Regions from separate parts of the Homo sapiens genome. Here region 2 is linked to region 1. A link is an interaction called in ENCODE POLR2A ChIA-PET data of the cell type or tissue named here. Cell type or tissue: A673. All regions are shown on one strand. Links, peaks and the distances in the headings refer to the core of each region. The heading gives the core; the rest is flanking DNA. Region 1 holds the start of UTS2R (urotensin 2 receptor). Region 2 holds the start of HEXD-IT1 (HEXD intronic transcript 1).

Evidence for each region. Peaks named below come from ENCODE experiments on the same cell type or tissue, not always from the same donor. Only the 100,000 strongest peaks of a DNase experiment are listed, where the experiment ranks them.
Region 2: POLR2A ChIA-PET joins it to region 1 with 13 read pairs; 11 of 35 experiments call an interaction of 5 or more read pairs at or near these places.

The regions. Positions count from the first base shown.
Region 1 is chr17:82,361,816-82,372,651 of GRCh38, forward strand. TEX19 (testis expressed 19) reads left to right here. Exons shown (of 2, transcript NM_207459.4): 2 at 65-1,960. The coding sequence starts at 336. The coding sequence ends at 830. UTS2R (urotensin 2 receptor) reads left to right here and starts at 9,950. Exons shown (of 3, transcript NM_018949.3): 1 at 9,950-10,232; 2 at 10,783-10,836. RefSeq lists an enhancer at 1,127-1,905. In A673, for the core only: no CTCF peak of the experiment used is centred there; a DNase peak (open chromatin) is centred at 6,196.
Region 2 is chr17:82,419,129-82,429,964 of GRCh38, forward strand. HEXD (hexosaminidase D) reads left to right here. Exons shown (of 13, transcript NM_001330542.2): 2 at 621-755; 3 at 5,266-5,375; 4 at 9,430-9,517. The coding sequence starts at 672. HEXD-IT1 (HEXD intronic transcript 1) reads left to right here and starts at 6,197. Exons shown (of 1, transcript NR_170223.1): 1 at 6,197-7,476. It overlaps LOC124904091 (a long non-coding RNA gene), which reads right to left. Exons shown (of 3, transcript XR_007065958.1): 1 at 10,306-10,836; 2 at 8,248-8,382; 3 at 6,784-7,324. RefSeq lists an enhancer at 4,855-5,690. In A673, for the core only: a CTCF peak has its summit at 5,607 (motif pointing left); a DNase peak (open chromatin) is centred at 5,623; H3K4me3 peaks cover 602 bases.

The DNA of each region.
Region 1 (10,836 bases), core at 3,166-8,165:
CCCCACAGTTTGCCCCCACCCTGCCTGCTGGGGGTGCCTAACCTCCCTTCCTTTGCCTTTCCAGCTCTCCTGAGACCACAGCAACTGCAGAAGCTGAAGACATTTCCAGAAGTTCAAGCTTCCACCCTCTGCAGGTCCCCACTGAGCTGGGACCCAGGTCATCCACCCCACCCCAAATCCCTGGATAGGAAACCCCTTTCTCCTCCTGCTCCTTGTCCCCTTCATCCCTGCCGCCCAGCATCCTACTGGCCTCAGCACCTGTGGCCAGACCGTCCAAGATCCTCTGAAGGCCCAGCTCTTGCTGTCCACCCCGGCAGTAGGCAGGCAGCCTGGCCATGTGCCCTCCGGTCAGCATGCGGTATGAGGAAGAGGGCATGTCCTACCTCTACGCCTCCTGGATGTATCAGCTTCAACATGGAGATCAGCTAAGCATTTGCTTCACCTGCTTCAAGGCTGCCTTTCTAGACTTTAAAGACTTGCTGGAGTCAGAGGACTGGGAAGAAGACAACTGGGACCCTGAGCTGATGGAGCACACTGAGGCAGAGTCAGAGCAGGAGGGGTCCTCAGGGATGGAGCTGAGCTGGGGGCAGAGCCCAGGACAGCCTGTGCAGGGGGGCTCTGAGGCATGGGGGCCAGGGACCCTGGCAGCAGCCCCAGAAGGGTTGGAAGATGCAGGTCTGGACCCCCACTTTGTCCCCACTGAACTATGGCCTCAGGAGGCTGTGCCCCTGGGCCTGGGCCTTGAGGATGCTGACTGGACCCAGGGTCTTCCCTGGAGATTTGAGGAGCTTCTTACCTGCTCACACTGGCCAAGCTTCTTTCCTTCATAGCAGGGGTTTCTCAAAGTGGACCTGCCCCCAGGGGAGCCCGTGGTGTTGAAGCTGGGCATTACCTGGGCAGTGGACCCTGCCGAGGCTGAGGCCTAGTTACTGGCCCTGCAGCTTGTCTCCATGGTGGGCTGCTATGATACCATCTACCTACAGAAGATGACCCCAGACAGGGCCCTGAGGACCCCAGGGCAGCACTGGAAATTGCTGCTGGAGCCTGGTGAAGTGTGGGTGGTGAGACTCCAAGATGCACCCCAAGAGCAGGACCTGCACTGGTGGATGCTGAGCATTCTAGAAACATCGTTAACAGGACACAGGGCAGAGCTGGTCCCTGCAGCCTCAGCCCTGCAGAAGAGGATTCACCATAGTCTCTTATTCACCCTGGACCAACAGGGAGAGCAAGAAGGGAGACTCAGCCTGTAAGCCACAGTCCTCCAGCCAAGAACAGGATCTCAGCACCCCTGAGACACAGAGCAGGGGTCCTGAGGAAAGCCTGGCTGTTGCAGGAGCCTCGGCCATGGGGGAGCTGCCCTGTTTCCAGCCTCAGTCCAGGGCCCCAGAACTGAGAGACTAAGGCTCATGTAGCTGCCATTGTCCTGGGCACACCAGGACATCAGAGACTGGGAAGGGCCAGCAATTGCTGTTCCACAACAGCCAGGGGAGCAGTTGGCAAAGGAAACATGGGGAGCAACTTTAGGGGCTGGGAGATAGGGCCTGTTGTGGCCTCAGAGGGAAGCATTACAAATATTCATAACCTGGAAACAAGTTCTTACCAGTTGATTGTCACATAGTTCTGGATGTGTTGGCCTGAATGGCTGTTGTGCTGCTTGTGACATGGGGGGCAGGGCACAGAACTTGTGCCTATTTCACCTTGGCCATGGGGAGGGACATTGCTTGTAAAACACATGCTCTGCAGAACACACCAGAATCTGTGGTGACCTGGATGTGTTCTCGACTTTGCCAGGACAATCTCAGGGGTGCCACAAGACCCTGTCAGCAGCACTAGGATCTCTGGTCTACAGTGGAGGGAGAGCTGGTTTTAAATGTTGGCCGTTGATGCAATTTAACCATTTAATTCCTGTTGCTCTATATGTTGTTTTTAATTTTAAAAAGTCATAAAAGCTTTCAAACAAGCTCCTGTGTAAGTCATTCCTCAGCAAGTTTTGTTGATTGGCCTTATCCTTGTCCTCTCAGTATCTGGGCTAAGCCACTTTGCTGGCTTGAAATCCCACCAAATGGTGGGAACAGAGGATAGAAGGGAAGAGGAGCACGGGAGAGATGAGGGTTCTGGTCGGTTTCCAGGCTCATCATGGGAGTTTGTTTCACATTATTTATAAAGAAATACAGGGCCAGGCACAGTGGCACATGCCTATAACCCCAGCATTTTGGGATTAGGTCAGCCCAGGAATTCGAAACCAGCCTCGGCATCATAGTGAGATTTCATCTCTACTAACAATAAAAAAAGTTAGCTGGGTGTGGTGGCATGCACATGTAGTCCCATCTACTCAGGAGGCTGAGGCAGGAGGATTGCTTGAGTCCAGGAGGTCAAGACCGCAGTGAGCTGTGATTGTACCACTGCACTTCAGCCTGGGCGACAGAGCAAGACCCTGTATCAAAAAATAAAATAGGCCAGGCGAGGTGGCACATGCCTGTAATCCCGGCACTTTGGGAGGCCGAGGCGGGTGGATCACGAGCTCAGGGGTTTGAGACCAACCTGGGCAACGTGGCAAAACACTATCTCTACAAAAAATACAAAAATGATCCAGGCGTGGTGGTGTGTGCCTGTAGTCCCAGCTACTTGGAAGGCTGAGGTGGGAGGATTGCTTGAGCCTGGGAGTTCACGCTGCAGTGAGCCAAGATCATGCCATTACACTCCAGCCTGGGCAACAGTGAGACCCTATATCAAAAAATAAAAATAAATAAATAAAAATACATACTTAAAGAACAGCCATGTTTTGAACAATAAAAATGTGTTGTCAAACATATAATTAATATAGATATGTGCCCCAAAATTTTTTTTAAGTCTATAGACCAAACCACATGTAAAGGTTGCTAATGTTGGCCAGGCACGGTGGCTCACGCCTGTAATCCCAGCACTTTGGGAGGCCGAGGTGGGTGGATCACGAGGTCAGGAAGTCGAGACCATCCTGGCCAACATGGTGAAATCCCGTCTCTACTAAAAATACAAAAATTAGCTGGGCGTGGTGGCGCGTGCCTGTAATCCCAGCCACTTGGAAGGCTGAGGCAAGAGAATCGCTTGAACCTGGGAGGCGGAGGTTGCAGTGAGCCAAGATCGTGCCATTGAACTCCATCCTAGGTGAGAGAGTGAGACTCCATCTAAAAAAAAAAAAAGTTTGCTAATGTTGAGGAGACAGATGATGCCAATGATGATGATGGCTATGACGGTGGTGATGGTTATAGTGGTGGTGGTAATAATGGTGATGGAGATAGTGAAGATAGTAAAGAAGGCCCACAGGAAGAGACCTGAAGGATAAAGGGCTCTGCCTCCTTGGATTTGGCTGCTGCTGAGGCCCCTCCATTAGTTTCAGCATTGGGGCCCTCCGCTGCTGTCAGACACGGATGTGGATGATAGTCCTTCAAGAAGGAGGTGGGGCCCCTGACCTCCTTGCCTCCCAGGAAGGCAGGAAGAAGTGGAATGAGCACGCTGAGAAGGAAGGAACCCCCACACTCTGTTACATGACACGGGGTGAGGAGTTTGGCCCCATGGCGTGGTACACACGTGTGCCTTTGGTTGTATGCTTGCAAGAGAAATCTGGGGCCTCTGGGGTTTCTGCCCTCACCCCAGCCCTGACTCTGACCTTTGGAATCCCTGGAGGGGCTTTCTAGAGCTCTGCATCCAGCCTCTTCACTCAGGACGTGAGGTTTCCTGAATCCTGAACTGGAACCTTTTCCCAAAGGTTAGCCAGCTTTCAAGTGGCCTCATGGGGCCAGGGAGGCTGTAGTGTTGGGACTCCCAGGGGGCCCCCAAAAGTTGATTCTGAGAAAAGACTATTATGTACACTAGACATTTCTCCTCACTCTCCCTATGTCTGAGCTTTCACGAGCTTGGACACTTTAAGTCAGGGGAAGTGCTCGGAATTCCATGTTGTCTCCTGCCAGCTTAAGCCCTTTCATCCCCTGCAATTGCTCAGATGTCTGAGGCTCTCTGCTAATTAATAGGGCCACCACCAGCTGGAGACCCGTGCAGGTTCTAATTGGTTTGATTCATGTTACCATCTCTCCAGCTGTGTCTCATATCTGGAGGTGTTTGAGACCAAGACTGGGGAAATTGTGGTGCCTGAGGTCAAAAGTAAAGGAAAATACCAACAGCAGCATCAAGGGAAGTGTCTCCTGGAAGAGTAAAGTGAAATCACCAGCTGCAGAGGTGCTCTGGGAGAGGTGGGAGGCCCTGCAGGGGTGTCCCCCTGGGACCTCCTTCCAAAAGAAAGAGCCCTCAGCTCTGGGTAATGAAGTGGGCCCACGCTCCCTGGGCAGGATCCCAGGCAGCTGATGGCTGATGGCTGAGCTCTAGTTGGGGCTTTGAGGGCCTGGCCGTTTCTGCACGGCCCAGTCTTTGCTCCTCATGAGGTTCCCTAACTCCATCTGGGGTGCACTCAGCCTGAGCTGCCTCCACCCCTCACTTTTATTCCCTTATTTATTTTTATTTTTATTTTCTTTTTATAGAGACAGGGTCTCACTATGTTGCTCGGGCTGGCCTTGAACTCCTGGGCTCAAGCGATCCTCCCACCTCAGCCTCCCAAAGTGTTAGGATTACAGATATGAGCCACTGCGCTCGGCCACGTTCCCTTATTTTCATCAAGCATCTCTGCCCCAGTGTCTGCGGCAGGATGGGCCTCTGGTCTCTAAGCACCTGAGAGGTGGAGTGGGTTCTGAACAAAGCATCCTCTTCAAGTCTGAAAAACACAAACATCAGGCTGGATGGGCACCTGAAAAGAGCCCCATGAAACCAGCTCTGTCTGTGGAACCTCATTTTCTACAGAATTTAGTAATCCAATTGGAAAGTACTTCTTTCACAAAAATTATCATTGCAAAACATAATGAACCCATTAAGTGCAGAGCAAAGCTTCAAAAGTCACATTTGTGGAAAATGGGAGCTTTATGATTATGATTTATGATTTAATGGTCCATAAAGTGAATCATAGGCAGGCAGAGCCACTTTGCACTAAAGCGCTGGGATTACAGGTGTGAGCCACCGCGCCCGGCCTGAAATGTGAATTCTTACACAACAACAAAGAGCTTTCCAACTGTGTAATTTCACTCACCCTTCTCCAGAGACCTGGTGCTATTGTTGTCTTGGATATTAGTTGACACGTGTTATCATCATCATGCGCCACCAGAGCTATTGCTGCATAGTCCTCATCTTTTTAATTTACAAACATATTTACCTTCCTGGTGCACTTCATTTTTCCATGCACTTCCGAGTTTCTATCTGGGGTCATTTTCTGTCAGCAGAAGGAAAGCCTGAGGAGCTCCTTTAGTATTTTTTTGTGCTGTGACAAATGTTCTTAGCTTTGTCTGAAAGTATCTATATTTTATTGTACATAAATTGTTGGTTAAAATTCTTTATTTTGGTACTTTAAAGAGGTCATTCTCTTTCGGTTTCCATGGTTTTCTGAGGAGATCTAGTCATCTTTCCTATTGTTATTCCCTGAATGCATTGTCTTTTTTTTTTTTTTAATCTCAATAATTTTTACAGTTTCTGTTTACCTTTGGTTTTTGGAATTTTTTACTACAATGCGCTGGAGTTGTTTGCTTTTAGTTTTTTCCTGCTTGTGATTTACTAAGATTCTAATGTCTGTAAGTTGACATTGCTTATCAATTTTGAAAATTTCAGCCACTGCCTTTTCAGATATTGCTCCTGCCCCATTTTCCTCTGTTGTTGATCTGGGGACTCCAGTGACATGTACGTCAGATCATTTGATGGTGTGGTTCCACAGGCTTTTCTGTTTTTCATTCTTTTCTCTTTCTGTGTCTGGATAATTTCTATTGACCTACCTTTAAGTTAACTGATTCTTTCTTCTGCTGTGATTTCTGAATTTTAGATACTGTACTTTTAAAAGTTATAAAATGTCCATTTGACCCTTGTGAGAAAGAAACTCATCCGTCCAAATCCAAAGAACTGACTCAGGGACCTGGAGAACAGCGAAAGCGAGGCTTTTAATGACGGCAAGATCGGGTGTCTGGTGGGCAGGCACACCCAGCAGTTTCAACAAGCAATTTATCCCCTAGTGCACAGATCCCTCCCCCGGTTCCTCATAGGCTGAGTACTCTGGGGTCACAGTCTTCCCGCATGTCGCCTATTGGTTGTTGGGCAGGGGCTGTAGGGCACAGGTCCCTCCCCAGCTTCCTCATAGGCTGAGTACTAGGGGATCACAGTCTTCCTGCATGTCGCCTATTGGTTGTTGGGCAGGGGCTGCAGGGTGCAGGTCCCTCCCCAGGTTCCTCATAGGCTGAGTACTCTCGGGTCACAATCTTCCCGGATGTCGCCTATTGGTTGTTGGGCAGGTGCTGTAGGTGTTTTCTTCAGGGTTGTCCTGCTGCATTTTGTTGCAGCCCACAATGCATTGCAATCCTAGTTAGCTCAGGGGCTCTTTAAGTATTTGACTTATGACCTAAGTAGCTGGGCAGGCTGATAAGAATAGATCAAACCAGCTATTTTGCAGGCTAGTAAAATTTCATCTTAAACTTCTTTGATTTGGGTGAGGGCAACTAAGAGGGGGTTAAAAGGGAGTGGATGAGGCCGACAAGCAGGCATCCACTATCCAAGCTGGGGCCTAGTATATCCTGTTCTTCTGTAGTTTGCTGACCTAAGCCGATTCAAGGCACACTGTCTTGGAAATGGACCACTGTATACATTATTTCCTTCACCCTTTAAAAAATTTTTTTAGAAATAGAAATGGAGGGTCTCATTATGTGCCCAGGCTGGTCTCAAACTTCTAGACTCGAGTGATCATCCTGCCTCAGTTTTCAAAAGTACTGGGATTGGCCGGGTGCGGTGGCTCATGCCTGTAATCCTAGCACTTTGGGAGGCCGAGGTGGGCAGATCACGAGGTCAGGAGTTCAAGACCAGCCTGGCCAAGATAGTGAAAGCCCATCTCTACTAAAAATACAAAAATTAGGCTGAGAGCGGTGGTGGGCACCTGTAATCCCAGCACTTTGGGAGGCCGAGGCGGGCGGATCACGAGGTCAGGAGATCGAGACCATCCTGGCTAACACAGTGAAACCCCGTCTCTACTAAAAATACAAAAAATTAGCCAGGCACGGTGGTGGGCACCTGTAGTCCCAGCTACTCGGGAGGCTGAGGCAGGAGAATGGCATGAACCCGGGAGGCAGAGCTTGCAGTGAGCCGAGATTGCGCCACTGCACTCCAGCCTGGGCGACCAGCGAGACTCTGTCTCAAAAAAAAAAAAAAAAATACAAAAATTAGTTGGGTGTGGTGGTGGGCACCTGTAATCCCAGTCACTCGGGAGGCTGAGGCAGAGAATTGCTTGAACCTGGGAGGCGGAGGTTGCAGTGAGTCAAGATCACGCCACTGCACTCCAGCCTGGGCGACAGAGTGAGACTCCATCTCAAAAAAAAAAAAAAAAAAAAAAGTGCTGGGATTACAGGTGTTAGCCACAGTGCCCAGCCTGGGAATTTCTAATAAAAGAGTCAAATGGGGTTGGGCGTAGTGGCTGGGCAACATGGTGAAACTTGTCTCTACAAAAAATACAAAAATTAGCCAAGTGTAGTGTAGCGGTGCATGTCTGTAGTCCCAGCTACTCGGGAGGTAGGAGAATTGCTTGAGTGTAGGAAGTCAAAGAAAGCTGCGGTGAGCCATGATCACACCCCTGCACTCCAGCCTGGGCGAGCCTAGGCTAGACCTTAGAGCGAGACCCTGTCTCAAATAAAGAAAGAAATACATTCCCATTTTCTGGTGAAAATTTCCATCTTTTCATGCATGTTGCCCAGGTTCTTCTGCTTGCTTTACTATATTTGTAACAGTTTTTGTAAAACAGAAACTCCTGGTCTGCTAATTCCAATACTTGTGTCACATATGGACCTGCTTCTATCGGCTATTTTTCCCCCATCAATTATGGATCACATAAGATATGAAGCAGCAAGGAAACAATAATCAGATTATTATTTCCTTGCTGAAGCATTTTATACATAGCAACTGTCAAAGTCCAAATATACAGACAAATCTTTAAGTTTAATGTTTAATTTTAGGAAGAATTTCAATTCGGTATGTTCAAGAACAAAAGAAAATCGGGATTCTTTTGGAAAGAGAAACGTTATCTATTGCTTTGAAAGAAAGCCCGTTGGCACTGGTAGTTCGGGGGAGCTGGCAAGCTCAGGCGAGTGGCCTCAGTGGTAAAACCAGCACTGGAGGCCAGGCACGGTGGCTCACGCCTGTAATCCTAGCACTTTGGGAGGCTGAGGTGGGCAGATCACCTGAGCTCAGGAGTTCGAGACCTACCCGGCCAACATGATGAAACCCCGTCTACTACAAACACAAAAATTAGCTGGGTGTGGTGGCGGGTGCCTGTAATCCCAGCTACTTGGGAGGCTGAGGCAGGAGAATTGCTTGAGCCTGGGAGGTGGAGGTTGCAGTGAGCCGAGGTTGCAGTGAGCCGAGATCGCACCACTGCACTCCAGCCCGGGTGAAAGAGTGAGACCCCATCTCAAAAAAATAAATAAATAAATAATAAAAAAATAAAATAAAAAATAAAAAACCCGGTGTTCGTGTCAGGGCAGGTCGTTTCAGCAGCTACTCGGTGAACTGGCTGAGGTGACAGCAGATCGTTTCGGCAGCTGGCTTGCGGGAAATTTAATTCTTGGAGCAGGCATTCTGGGTCCTGAGTGCTTTTCCCCAGCCCTAGCCCCTAGACTCCAGCTTAGTAATCAGCTCTCACAGAACCATCACGTCGGAGGCAGCCTTCCACCCCCTTTCCTCCCGCGCACAGGCAGGATGAGCTGCTCCCCTTTCGGGTCGGAAGCTGCAGCTGTATTTGGTTTCAGTTCGGCTGTTTTCAGCTCACAGAGAATGAACTGTCTTATTGTGTGACCCTTGCTCCGTCCAGCGGACGCTCGGAGACCAGAGGGACTTTTCCCGCCCTCTCCAGCCCAGCCTCGCCTCCCCAGCACGTGGCAAACGTCCCACGGAGGGGACTGGTGGGCATCTGGGGCTCCCCCGGATCCAGCTGATTGCAGGAGCCTCTCGGCCATTCACACTTGGCCACCTCCTCTCCCCCAGCAGAACCCCTTCAGCTTTAGGGGCCGGTCCGCGGCCTCAGGCAGCAGATGAGCCCCGGGCGGAGTGGAGTGGGCGAGGCCAGCTCCTCGCTGGGGGCCCTTTAGACCCCGTGTTCACAGCTCTCCAGCTCTCCTCTAGTCTAATTTATTAATGTTCTGTGTCTTTTTCTTTCAGGGGTTCAGCATGAGTGAAGGCCCACATCCTACCTCCGAGCAGCAAGTGAAACCGAGTGGGGGCCAGCACCCAGCTCAGGGGCTCGAGGGTGAGGCTGTGGGGTCCTTCCTCCTACCCCGCGGGGCCCTGCAGCTCCCAGCGTCACTTCCGTGGATGTGGCCACCACGAGTCCCTGCCGAGGCCTGGAGAGGCTGCGTGGGCTTCTAAGAGCATCTGTGGGAGACCCGCAACAGGGGCGGGGTCAAGGCCCCCAAAGAGCCCGTCCCCGCCTGGGCGGGTGACTCCCTCCCTCCCTTACCTCCTTTCTATGACCCTCTCGGGGTTTAGGGGTGTTCCTGCCCCCCACCTGCGCGCGGGCGGGTCCAGGGCTTGGTGGACACGGAGAATCCCAGGCTCCGTGCCCTGCAAACACGGGCGTGAGGGGCGCAGGGGTGAACGCTGGAGGCGGAGAACCCAAGAGGGGCTGCGGGGTCAGCCTTGGGGCAGCCGGGCTGGAGGCAGCTTCGCTCCGCAGACGCAGACGCGAGACCCGCCTGGGACCCTCCGCCGACCCCGCTGCGGCCCCGCGACCCCCGCGTCTTCCCGGCGCCGCGCGGTCAGCGCCGCCCCCTAGACACCCGGCGCCGTCCCCTCCGCGCGCCTGCTGCCCGCTGGGGTTATTTTAATACCGGGCCCTGGCGCGGGGCGCGGCGCATTCCCAGCTGGCGGCGGGCAGGTGGCGGCGGCGCAGAGACCCGGCGCGGGGCGGGGGGCGCGGCTTTGGTGGCGGGACTGGCGGGCGCCCCTGCCGTGTGCTCTGGAAGCCGAGGCCACCGCGGAGCCCCTCGCGCCCCCTCTGCGCTGGGACAGGGGAGCGCGCCTCGGAAAGTTCCCCGCGGCCCCGCTGCGCGAGGAGTTTGGAGCCGCGAGCGGCTGCCCCCACGCGCGACCCCAGGCTCGGCGGGCAGGTCTGGCCGCTCAGTGACCGGAGGCAGGTGGGTCCTCGGTGGGTGACCGGGAGCGCGCGGGGACTGCCGGGTCTGTGCCCTTCGGGGCCCTCCGCAGGGCTGGGCCGGGGTTTCGCGGTGGGAACCCACCCTGGGCGAGGGGAGCGGGGTCCAGCGAGGCGGCTTCTCCCGTGCCGTGGAACTTTCGGCCCCTCCCCTTCCCCCCTAGCGACCCTGGAGCAATCCTAGCGGCCCGGCGGCCGCTGTCCCCCTGCCCGTGACTCGGGCTCGCGCACAACTGGGGAGCCCGGTGCACCCTCGGCTTCTGCGCCGTCCCCTGGGTGAGGGCTCTGGAAATGCCCTGGGTGGGGGCAGCAAGGGGGTGAGGGTCCCCTGGACAGATGGAGCTGGGAGCTGCTCGGCCTGGTGGGAAAGGGCGGACAGGGCACATTTCCAGGCCCTGGAAGGCCCCCAGCGCCCCCACCTGTTGACAACTCCCCACCCCAGCCAAGACTGCTCCCTGCGCAGCCATGAGTGTTCGGCCTAAATTCAGCGTGGCTCGTGGAATCAGGCAGCCTCCTGTGTCTTGTTTCTTCAGCCCACCACCGCGCTGTTTCATCCAGGCTGCTGACCCCAGCGGCGACTCCTTCAC
Region 2 (10,836 bases), core at 3,409-8,408, 58 kb after region 1:
ATTTTACCCTTCCCCAGCTGCTTCGTTATCCCTTGGATGCCGCCTTTATTCAGTATAATACTACGGTCAGCTCTGATGCACTTGGGGGCTTTTTCAAAATTATCAGCTTACCTTAAATCCTAGACAGTTTTCTCCAACCTGGAGTCAGTTTTGCAGTTTCTTCCTCTTTATAATCAAGCTGATCTGAGCTCTAGAAATACAAATTAGTTTTAATATTACCTAAAATTTGGATAAATTTCCTACAGAAGCATCATATTGTGCGGCCTGATAAGAAAATGTTTAGAGGCTTCTGCCCGACTGTTTTCACTAGCATAGTACATCTAGTTTAACAAGGTCTTTAAAACAAGGTTGTTTGGCAGTTATTTGTGTTATTATAGATCATAACCATCTTATAAACAAACTAGTGCTGTTTTGTTTTAGCAACAAATCACACATAGCAGAGGTCTCTATATCTTAACATGGAGGTAGACTTCCAGTTCATTTTCATGTTAGCAAAATGAGTTTCCTCCAAGTTAATCTATCAAAACTGGCCAGTATCAGAACTGAAACTGAAAGTATAAGGAGAAAGGCAAAGGGAGAAGCTTCTGCCCCTGTTGATAACTCTTGATTTTCTCCACTAGGAAGAAGTCCCCAAGGAGACTTCGCCATAGGAGTTCACAGGAAATATTGAAATGTCAGGTTCCACTCCATTTCAGATGAGATTAGTTCATTTAGACCTTAAAGGAGCTCCACCAAAGGTCTCGTACCTCTCAGAGGTAAGGACTCCCTTTTACCTCTAGAGCATTACTTTTTGCCTTGGCTTCATTCTTTAAAGTTTTGAGCAGTGTTCTGTGGAAACGGGTACCTAGAACACAACCACAAGGTTCTCGGTGGAGCAAGATGGTGGCAGCAGCATTGATTTTGAATTTCCTCCATAGCCTCTCACAAAAACAGAACAACCAGGATGACAAAAGGGAAAAAAAAAAAAGACAGAGAACAAAAGAAACTCACAGCTTCTTTCTTTTGGGTTGAAGTGTATCTTTCCAAAAAGATATGTTCAAGTCTTAACCCCTGGGACCTGTGAATGAGACCTTATTTGGAAATAGGATCTTTGCAGATGTAATCAAAATAAGATGAAGTTGTACTAGAATATGGTGAACCCTAATCCAGTGATTGGCATCCTTATGAGGAGAGGGAAATTTAGAGCCTGAGACACACGGAGGGAAGGCAGTGTGAAGACCCAGGAGGATGCCCCGCGGTGCCAGCAGCCAAGATGGTCATGACGTGCCACGAACCCCAGGATGCCGAGGACAGCTGACGATCACCAGAAGCTAGAGAGAAGCAAGGAAGGGTCCTCCTCTTCAGCCTTCAGGGAGAGCTGGGTCTGCTGACACCTGGATTTTGGACTTAGGGCCTCCAGAACTGTGAGAGAATAAATTTCTGTTGTGTCAAGCCGCCCAGTTGTTTGTTTGTTTTTTGAGACGGAGTCTCGCTCTGTCATCCAGGCTGGAGTACAATGGCGCAGTCTCGGCTTACTGCAACCTCCACCTCCCGGGTTCAAGCAATTCTCCTGCCTCAGCCTCTGGAGTAGCTGGGATTACAGGTGCCTGCCACCATGCCTGGCTAATTTTTGTATTTTTAGTAGAGACGGGGTTTCACCACATTGGCCAGGCTGGTCTTGAACTGCTGACCTCGTGATCCACCCGCCTCAGCCTCCCAAAGTGCTAGGATTACAGGTGTGAGCCACCGCACCCGGCCAAGCCACCCAGTTTATGGTCATTTATTACAGCAGCCCTAGAAAACTAAGACACTCTTCAACAAAATTAGGTATCAGGGTGTCCCCATGGATCCCAAACTACAAGTGGGTGGGACCAAACCACAGACAGAATAACACCTGTATGGGGTTAGTGGCCAAGCAGGAGGTAACAGAGGAAAGAGGGAAACTCCAACAGTGCTATGACCAGAGGACCCAGAAAATAGCCTCAAAAGTAAGTAAAGGTCTCCCATAGCGAGAAGTGGGGCAGAGTTTTAATGGCTCCCGTCTGAGATTGAGTGCAAAGAGACTTAAAGGAGGGTGCAGGGGAGGCCGAGGCTGCAAGGCTGTCAGAAATACGTAATGAAACATCCAGGAGGGTGCAGGGGAGGCCCAAGGCTGCAAAACTCTCAGAAATACGTAACAAAACTTCCTTCCAGAGGAACAGCGCCCCCCACTAAGGACAAAACAGGGAAAGCATCCACATTGAACTGGGCAGGAACAGCGAAGGGAAAGGTCCTGGGGAAAGGCGTCCAGAAGAGGTGGAGGTCAAAAAACACTGCAGAAGCAGCTACACAGAGCCTGCAGTTTCTAATACCGCGTGGCAGCAGTAGAGGAGGGGGCCTTGAGGCTGGCCTGTCACCATTGCAAACACAAGAGCCTGTTCTTAAAAATGAGCAACAGGCTGGCCATGGTGGCTCACGTCTGTAATCCAGGCACTTTGGGAGGCCAAGACGGACAGATCACCTGAGGTCAGGAGCTTGTGACCAGCCTGGGCAACATGGAGAAACCCCGTCTCTACTAAGAATACAAAAATTAGCAAGGCATGGTGACACATGCCTGTAGTCCCAGCTACTTGGGAGTCTGAAGCAGGAGAATTGCTTGAACTCAGGAGGCAGAGGTTGCAGTGAGCCAAGATTGCGCCACTGCACTCCAGCCAAGGTGACAGAGCAAGACACCATCTCAAAAAAAGAAAAAAAGAAGCAAAAAAGAGTGTTGTTTAACATCATACAAAGATAGGTAAGAAAAAAGAAGGCCAGGCACGGTGGCTCACGCCTGTAATCCCAGCACTTTGGGAGGCCGAGGAAGGTGGATCACAAGGTCAGGAGATGAAGACCATCCTGGCCAACACAGTGTCTCTACTAAAAATACCAAAAATTAGCCCCGTGTGGTGGCGGCGCCTGTAATCCTGCTACTCGAGAGGCTGAGGCAGGAGAATCACTTGAACCTGGGAGGTGGAGGTTGCAGTAAGCCGAGATTGTGCCACTGCGCTCCAGCCTGGGTGACAAGAGTGAGACTCTGTCTCAAAAAAAAAAAAAAAGAAAAAAGAAGATGATCTGAATAGCATTGCAGCAGTGAAGGTGCTCCAGACACACAGGCCCACCCAGCAGGAAACACTGTTCCATAATATTTCATAACAAGATAAAAGATACTCAGAAGATGACGGAAGCTGTGAAAGAACAGCATAAATCAGAAATAGAAAAGCCCAGGCCAGGCTCAGCGGCTCACAACTGTAATCCCACCTACTTGGGAGGCTGAGGCATGAGAATCACCTGAACCTGGGTGGTGGAGGTTGCAGTGAGCCAAGATCGTGCCACTGCACTCCAGCCTGGGCGATAGAGCAAGACTCAGTCTAAAAAAAAAAAAGCCCAGAAATGTGGTAATCAGACAAAAGGAGGTTGTAAAAAATTGCCTGTGGAGCTCAGAAATGAATTATAAGGAAAAAACAATGTTTTTAATGAAGACTAAACTATAAGAAGTGTACAAGTGAGTAGACACCATGGAAAGTGCAGTATTTGGAAACAGATGACAGAAAAGAAAAAAGCAAACAGAGATGAAAAGGCGTTCTGACAAATTGAATATGGCAAAGAAGACTGAACTTACATACAGCTGATGAAGAGGCATTTTGACTTGGGCCAGGCGCGGTGGCTCATGCCTATAATCCCAGCACTTTGGGAGGCTGAGGAGGGTGGATCACCTGAGGTCAGGAGTTCGAGACCAGCCTGACCAACATGGTGAAACCCTGTCTCTATTAAAAATACAAAAATTAGCCAGGCGTGGTGTCAGGTGCCTGTAATCTCAGCTACTCGGGAGACTGAGGCAGGAGAATTGCTTGAACCCGGGAGGCGGAGGTTGTGGTGAGCTGAGATCGTGCCACTGCACTCCATCCTGGGGGACAAGAGCAAAACTCCATCTCAAAAAAAAAAAGAAAGGAAAGGCGTTCTGACAATTGAATATAGGCAAAGAAGATCCAACTTACACACAGCTGGAGTCCCTGTTTCCATCATCTGTTGCTGCGTGACAGATCTCCCCAAACTTGAGGTCCCCATTCATCACCCCTTGTGTTTCTGTGGGTTGGCTGCGTGATTCTGCTTTTCTGACCGAGGTGCCCTCAGGTGGTCACAGCCCCGTAACATCTAGAAACCTCTGATGGTCCGCGTGGCCTTCCATGTCCGGCAGTTCATCCCAACTGTCAGCTGGGGCTCCTTAGTTCTCCTGCATGTGTGTCATCCAGGAGGCCTAGCATGTGCCTGTAGTCCCAGCTCCTTGGAAGGCTGAGGCTGGAGGATCACTTGAGCCCAGGAGTTGGGTGCTGCAGCGAGCCATGATCATGCCAGCACGCTCCAGCCTGGGCAACAGAGTGAGACCCCATCTGTTAAAAAAAAGAGAGAGGCCGGGCACAGTGGCTCACACCTGTAATCCCAGCATTTTGGAAGGCCGAGGGGCAGATTACCTGAGGTCAGGAGTTCGAGACCAGCCTGGCCAACATGGTGAAACCCCGTCTCTACTAAAAATACAAAAATTAGCTGGGCATCGGGGCGGGCGCCTGTAATCCCAGCTACTCGGGAGGCTGGGGCAGGAGAATCGCTTGAACCCGGGAGGCAGAGGTTGCAACGAGCCAAGATCACGCCACTCCACTCCAGCCTGGGCGAGAGAGCGAGACTCCATCTCAAAAAAAAAAAAAAAAGAGAGAAAGACAAGGAAGTGGGGAGGAGAATAAGGGGGAAGGGACCCCATGAGTACAGACCAGGAACGAATGAGTTCTGCACCCCTCTCTCACCTCCCCCAGGTGCTGACCCCAACCCTTCAGAGCCCTGCTCCCCCTGCCCCGGCTCCTCCTGCCCCGTCCCCCATGCCTTGCCATTCTCCTTCAGCCTGGCTGCCCTGTCCCCCATGCCTTGCTGGTGCCCCTCAGCCTGGCTGCCTTGCTGGGCCGCCGTGCATGAAGAGCTGCTTCTTGGTGGCTCCCTGCTGGCCGGACCCGTCCCTCCCAAGCTGAGCCACCAGCGCGTTGAGTAGCAGCCCTGTTTCATAGCATATCTCCCCTTCTGTGCAAAATAGTCACTGGAACGGGGAGTTTCATTTGGCATAACGTAAAGTACACATTCCGGATTTAAGGTTCCCAGGAGAAATAGAAGTAGCAACTCCCACAGTCTCCACAGGCTGAAAGGGAAGGCGTCTCCCTGCTGTGGACTTGCCACATCGTGCTCCAGCAGCCACTTCTTCCTAACCCCTCCCTGTTTACCCCCCAGATTTTTCCTCTGTTCCGTGCGCTAGGTGCAAACGGCCTCCTCATTGAGTATGAAGACATGTTTCCCTACGAGGGCCCTCTGAGGCTGCTGAGGGCCAAGTACGCCTACAGGTAACACTGCCCGTGGCAGGTACAGGGGCGCGGCGTGAAAGCGGGGAAGGGGGGGTTCCGCAGGGCAGGAGGAGCAGCAACCTGGAGGTGCGGGTGGCACAGTCAGGAACTGAACAGTGGTGGGTACATTCCTTTTTTGTCTTTTTAAATTCATCTCTTTAATTGTATGAAAACAAAGTTTCATTTCAAACATTCACTGGAGAGAATTTTGAAACATTTAAAGGGAAAGTAAGCATCAGCAGCGCCCCCTACAGGGAAGAGCTGCAGTTCCTGTCTCTGTCCTGCAGGCGTTTCTTCTGTTGATGGGAGAAGGCTGGACTACAGAAGGTTAGAGAAGGTTAGAGAAGGTTAGAGAAGGCCAGAGAAGGAAGGCCAGAGAAGGCTGGGCTAGAGAAGGCTAGAGAAAGCTGGAGAAGGCTAGAGAAGGCTGGAGAAGGCTGGAGAAGGCTGGACTACAGAAGGTTAGAGAAGGCCAGAGAAGGCTGGGCTAGAGAAGGCCGGAGAAGGCTGGAGGAGGCTAGAGAAGGCTGGAGGAGGCTGGAGGAGGCCAGAGAAGGCTGGAGAAGGCTGGAGAAGGCTGGAGGAGGCTGGGCTAGAGAAGGCCGGAGGAGGCTGGAGGAGGCCAGAGAAGGCTGGAGAAGGCTGGAGGAGGCTAGAGAAGGCTGGAGGAGGCTGGAGGAGGCCGGAGAAGGCTGGAGGAGGCTGGAGGAGGCTGGGCTAGAGAAGGCCGGAGGAGGCTAGAGAAGGCTGGAGAAGGCTGGAGAAGGCTGGGCTAGAGGTTAGAGAAGGCTAGATAAGGTTAGAGAAGGCCAGAGAAGGCTGGGCTAGAGAAGGCTGGAGGAGGCCAGGGAAGGTCAGAGGAGGCTGGAGAAGGCTGGAGGAGGCTGTAGAAGGCTGAGCTAGAGAAGGCTGGAGGATGCTGGAGGAGGCCTCCGCGCAGGGAGGGGCTGCTCTTCAGGCCACAGTTGAGCCTTGAGTTAGAGAAGAGAAGAATTAAAGGGGAGAGAATCAAAATCAATAAAATCAGGTGTGGTGGAGATGGGAGGCCCCTGCTTAATGCTAAAATCACAGGTCTCTGTGAAAATCAATAACGGCCCCAAAGATAAATGCACAATGGACATTAACTGGCCAATCCCAAAGGAAGAAACAAAAAAGGCCAATAAGCATATAAGAAAATGTGAAGGCCAGGAGCAGTGGCTCACGCCTGTAATCCCAGCAATTTGGGAGGCCAAGGTGGGCAGATCACTGGAGCTCAGGAGTTTGAGACCAGCCTGGGTAACATGGTAAAACCCCATCTCTATGTGAAATACAAAAATTAGGCCGGGTGCAGTGGCTCACGCCTATAATCCCAGCACTTTGGGAGGCCGAGGTGGGTGGATCACTTGAGCTCAGGAGTTCGAGACCAGCCTGGGCAACATGGTGAAACCCCATCTCTACATAAAATGCAAAAAATAGCCATGGATAGTGGCATGGGGCTGTAGTCCAAGCTACTCAGGAGGCTGAGATAGGAGGATGGCTTGAGCCTGGTGTTAGGTTTTTTTAAAGGGAAGGCGAGGGTTAAAGAAAGACAGAGAGAGAGAGGGCGTCTCTACAGCAACAGAGGTATAGTGCAGAAACCTACAGAGGGGGGACCAGCTTAATGCCAGAGCCCACCGCCGCTTACAGGCTGGGGTACTTACAGGCCTGGACGGGAGGGGTTTGGGCAGTAGGGCTTCTGCCTGGGAAGATGTTGAGAGATGTTCCCATGATGAGGCAGTTGGGTCCTTGTTCCCAGCAGAATATGATCAGGATGTTCCTTCAGCTGGGCCTTTGCCCAGCAAGGTATGTTCGGGATGTTCCTGGGCCGTGTGGTCGGGTGGTCGGGATGTTCCTGGGCCGTGTGGTCAGGATGTTGGGCAGGATGTTCCTCACAGCCCAAACCCCGTGGAATGTTTCACTTCAACCTGGGTCTGGAAAACAGCAGGGGGCTTACAAAATGGTGCAGTTTGGATTAACACCCAGGACCCAGAGGCTGCAGTGAGCTGAGATGGCGCCACTGCACTCCAACCTGGGCAACAGAGCCAGAGCCTGTCTCAAAAGAAAAGGAAAGAAAGAAAGAAAATGTTAAACCCTCATAGTACTCAAATCAAAGAAACTAAATCAATAATGCAACACCATCCTGGCTACCAAACTGGTAAGCCTTTTTTAAAAATTATAAGACTTGGGCTGGGCGCTGTGGCTCACGCCTGTAATCCCAGCACTTTGGGAGGCTGAGGCAGGCGGATCATGAAGTCAGGAGTTTGAGACCAGCCTGACCAACATGGCAAAATCCTGTCTCTACCAAAAAAAATACAAAAATTAGCTGGGCGTGGCCAGGCGCGGTGGCTTAACGCCTGTAATCCCAGCACTTTGGGAGGCCGAGGCAGGCGGATCACAAGATCAGGAGATCGAGACCATCCTGGCTAACACAGGTGAAACCCCGTCTCTACTAAAAATATAAAAAATTAGCCAGGCATAGTGGTGGGCGCCTGTAGTCCCAGCTACTCGGGAGGCTGAGGCAGGAGAATGGCGGGAACCCAGGAGGCAGAGCTTGCAGTGAGCTGAGATTGCGCCACTGCGCTCCAGCCTGGGCGACAGAGCTAGACTCCGTCTCAAAAAAAAAAAAAAAAAATTAGCTGGGTGTGGTGGTGCGCACCTGTAATCCCAGCTACTCAGGAGGCTGAGGAAGGAGAATTGCATGAACTCAGGAGGCAGAAGTTGCAGTGAGCCGAGATCGCGCCACTGCACTCCAGCCTGGGTGACAGAGCAAGACTCTGTCTCAAAATAATAATAAATAAAATAAATGAAAAATTGTAAAGACTGTGTTGATGAGAATGAGAAAGAGGAAAACTACCTGCTGATGAACATAATATGACATCTGTTCTGGAAGGACTTCGGTTCCATGTGTCAAAACTCCAAAATGCCTGCACCCCATGCAGCCCACATGTGGTTAGACCAGAAGTGATGAACGGTGAGCCAGGGTGTTGGCCTGCAATGAGATAATCAGGTGCGATGAGATGATCAGGTGCGATGAGATGATCAAGTGCGATGACATGATCAGGGGTTTGCATTTTCTTCATACTCTTCTAGTTTTCTTCCTACAGTGAAGACATTTTGTCTTTTGATGTGAAAAAGTAAAGTACCAGGGTTCCTTCGAAGCTTGAAACAGGAATGTTTAAAGACTTTATGTAACTCATAAATCTATAGAACGGATTAGCCTAAGATGGTTCAAACACATACAAAAACTAGAAATAGCTTTTTTTTAGATAAATTCATAAATGACAGCTCATGTAAAGCTTGTGAAAAACGAAGAGGTCGACCCGGGGCAGTCAGCCCTTCCCAGGATGTGGCCCTTCTGCAGAGGACGGGCGCCCCAGGATTGTTTCAGGTTGAGGACCCTGTGGTGGACCTGCCCTCGGGCAGCTGCTGACCCGGCTCTGGATGGAGTGTGGCACCTTCTGTAGCATTTTTATTTTTTTTTGAGACAGAGTCTTGTTCTGTCTCCCAGGCTGGAGTGCAGTGGTGCGATCTTGGCTCACCGCGAACTCTGCCTCCCGGGTTCAAGTGATTCTCCTGCCTCAGCCTCCCGAGTAGCTGGGATTACAGGTACATACCACCAGGCCTGGCTAATTTTTGTATTTTTAGTAGATACGGGGTTTCATCATGTTGGCCAGGCTGGTCTCGAACTCCTGACCTCAAGTGGTCTGCTGGCCTTGGACTCCCAAAGTGCTGAGATTACAGGCGTGAGCCACTGTGCCTGGCCTTGAGTAGTTTCTTGTAAAATGTGATGACTTCATTCTCTTGTCGTGGGTTGAAAAGCGAACCATTACTTGAGGACGTGCTAGAACATCATCTTCCCAAATTTTGGAGCAGGTACCTTTCCAGAAATCAGGATACCTGTCAAGCTTTGTGGAGTTTAGGGCCTTACTGTTTCCCGGAGAGCCCCCCAGGGCCTGATGAGGAAGGGCTGGGGGGGTGGGTGTGGAAGTCACGTGCTGCTCACATGACCCTCTCTCTATGAATTTTGTCTCTCCAGCCCCTCTGAAATCAAAGAGATCTTGCATCTGGCTGGACTCAATGAGCTGGAGGTGATTCCCTTGGTGCAGACATTTGGACACATGGAGGTGAGTGGCAGAAATGGAAGTTACCTGGTGCCAGGTGTGGGGTCCAGGGGCTGCAGGCTGGGCCAGGCTTGTGCCCAGGGGTGGGTGCAGCGGGCCCATGGTTGGGGTGCAGGCAGCGCAGCTCAGCACAACATGGAAAGGCCTTTGGTCTAGGAAGTCCCTGCCTGACTCGGCCAGAGCTGCAGGTTGGGGCTGCCTGTCTGCCTGAGGAATGGAAGGAAAGAGCCAGAAAAGGGGTCCTGGAGGCAGTTTCCTTTTTCACTTGTATTCATCAGAATATTATTATGTGAGGTAAAACACAGTATTAGGGAAAGAAAAGGTGCTTTTCAGGCCAGGTGCGGTGGCTCACACCAGTAGTAATCCCAGCACTTTGGGAGGCCGAGGCTGGTGGATCACCTGAGGTCAGGAGTTCGAGACCAGCCTGACCAACATGGCGAAACCCCGTCTCTACTAAAAATACAAAAATTAGCCAGGCATGGTGGCGGGCACCTGTAGTCCCAGCTGCTCGGGAGGCTGGGGCAGGAGAATCACTTGAACGCAGGAGGCAGAGGTTGCCATGAGCCAAGATCGCACCACTGCACTCCAGCCTGGGTGACAGAGCAAGACTCCGTCTCAAAAAATATATATATACACATATTCTTTTTCCTGTCTGCATCAAACAGGAAGTGATGCGGCATTAACCACCACACCGATTTAATGGCTCTTAGGTTCCATTTATTTCTCTAACAGATACACCATTCTGGCTTCTATTTCCACACACCGCGGGTAAGAAGGTTGTTTTCACTTACACATGTCGGTGTTCTGGGCGTGCCACCGGAGTTCCTTCCCACAGCTCGGTCCTCCAGCCTTTCTAGTTGATTCTCTCCATCGTACTCTGCTCTGGGACCCGGCCTGCGCTCTTAGCCTCCTGCCACGTATCCACAGAATGTCTCTGCCAAGGCCGCCAGGGTCCTCCAGGTCACTAAGTCCAGGGACGGTTTTAGTCCTTTCCTGCTGGGCCCCTCGGTAGCTTCTGGCATCCCCAGCCGCTCTCCTGAGCCCCACACTTTCTGGCTTCCCTCTGCCTCTGACTGCACCTCCTCGATATCCATTTGCATTTGTCTCTCTGTAGCTGGCGGTCCCCAGGGCTCCTCTCGGTCCCTGTCCCCACCTCCCACTCTCTCTCTAGATGGTGCCATTTCTGCTCCTGCTTTCTCTTTGTCCTCCTCTTCGTCTTCCTCTTCCTCTTCTGTCTGCACCTCAGCAACTCCAGACCTCCTGGGTTACAGACCCTCATCCCCAGCTGCCTGCTGGTCGCTTCCATTGAGGGCCCTCCTCCA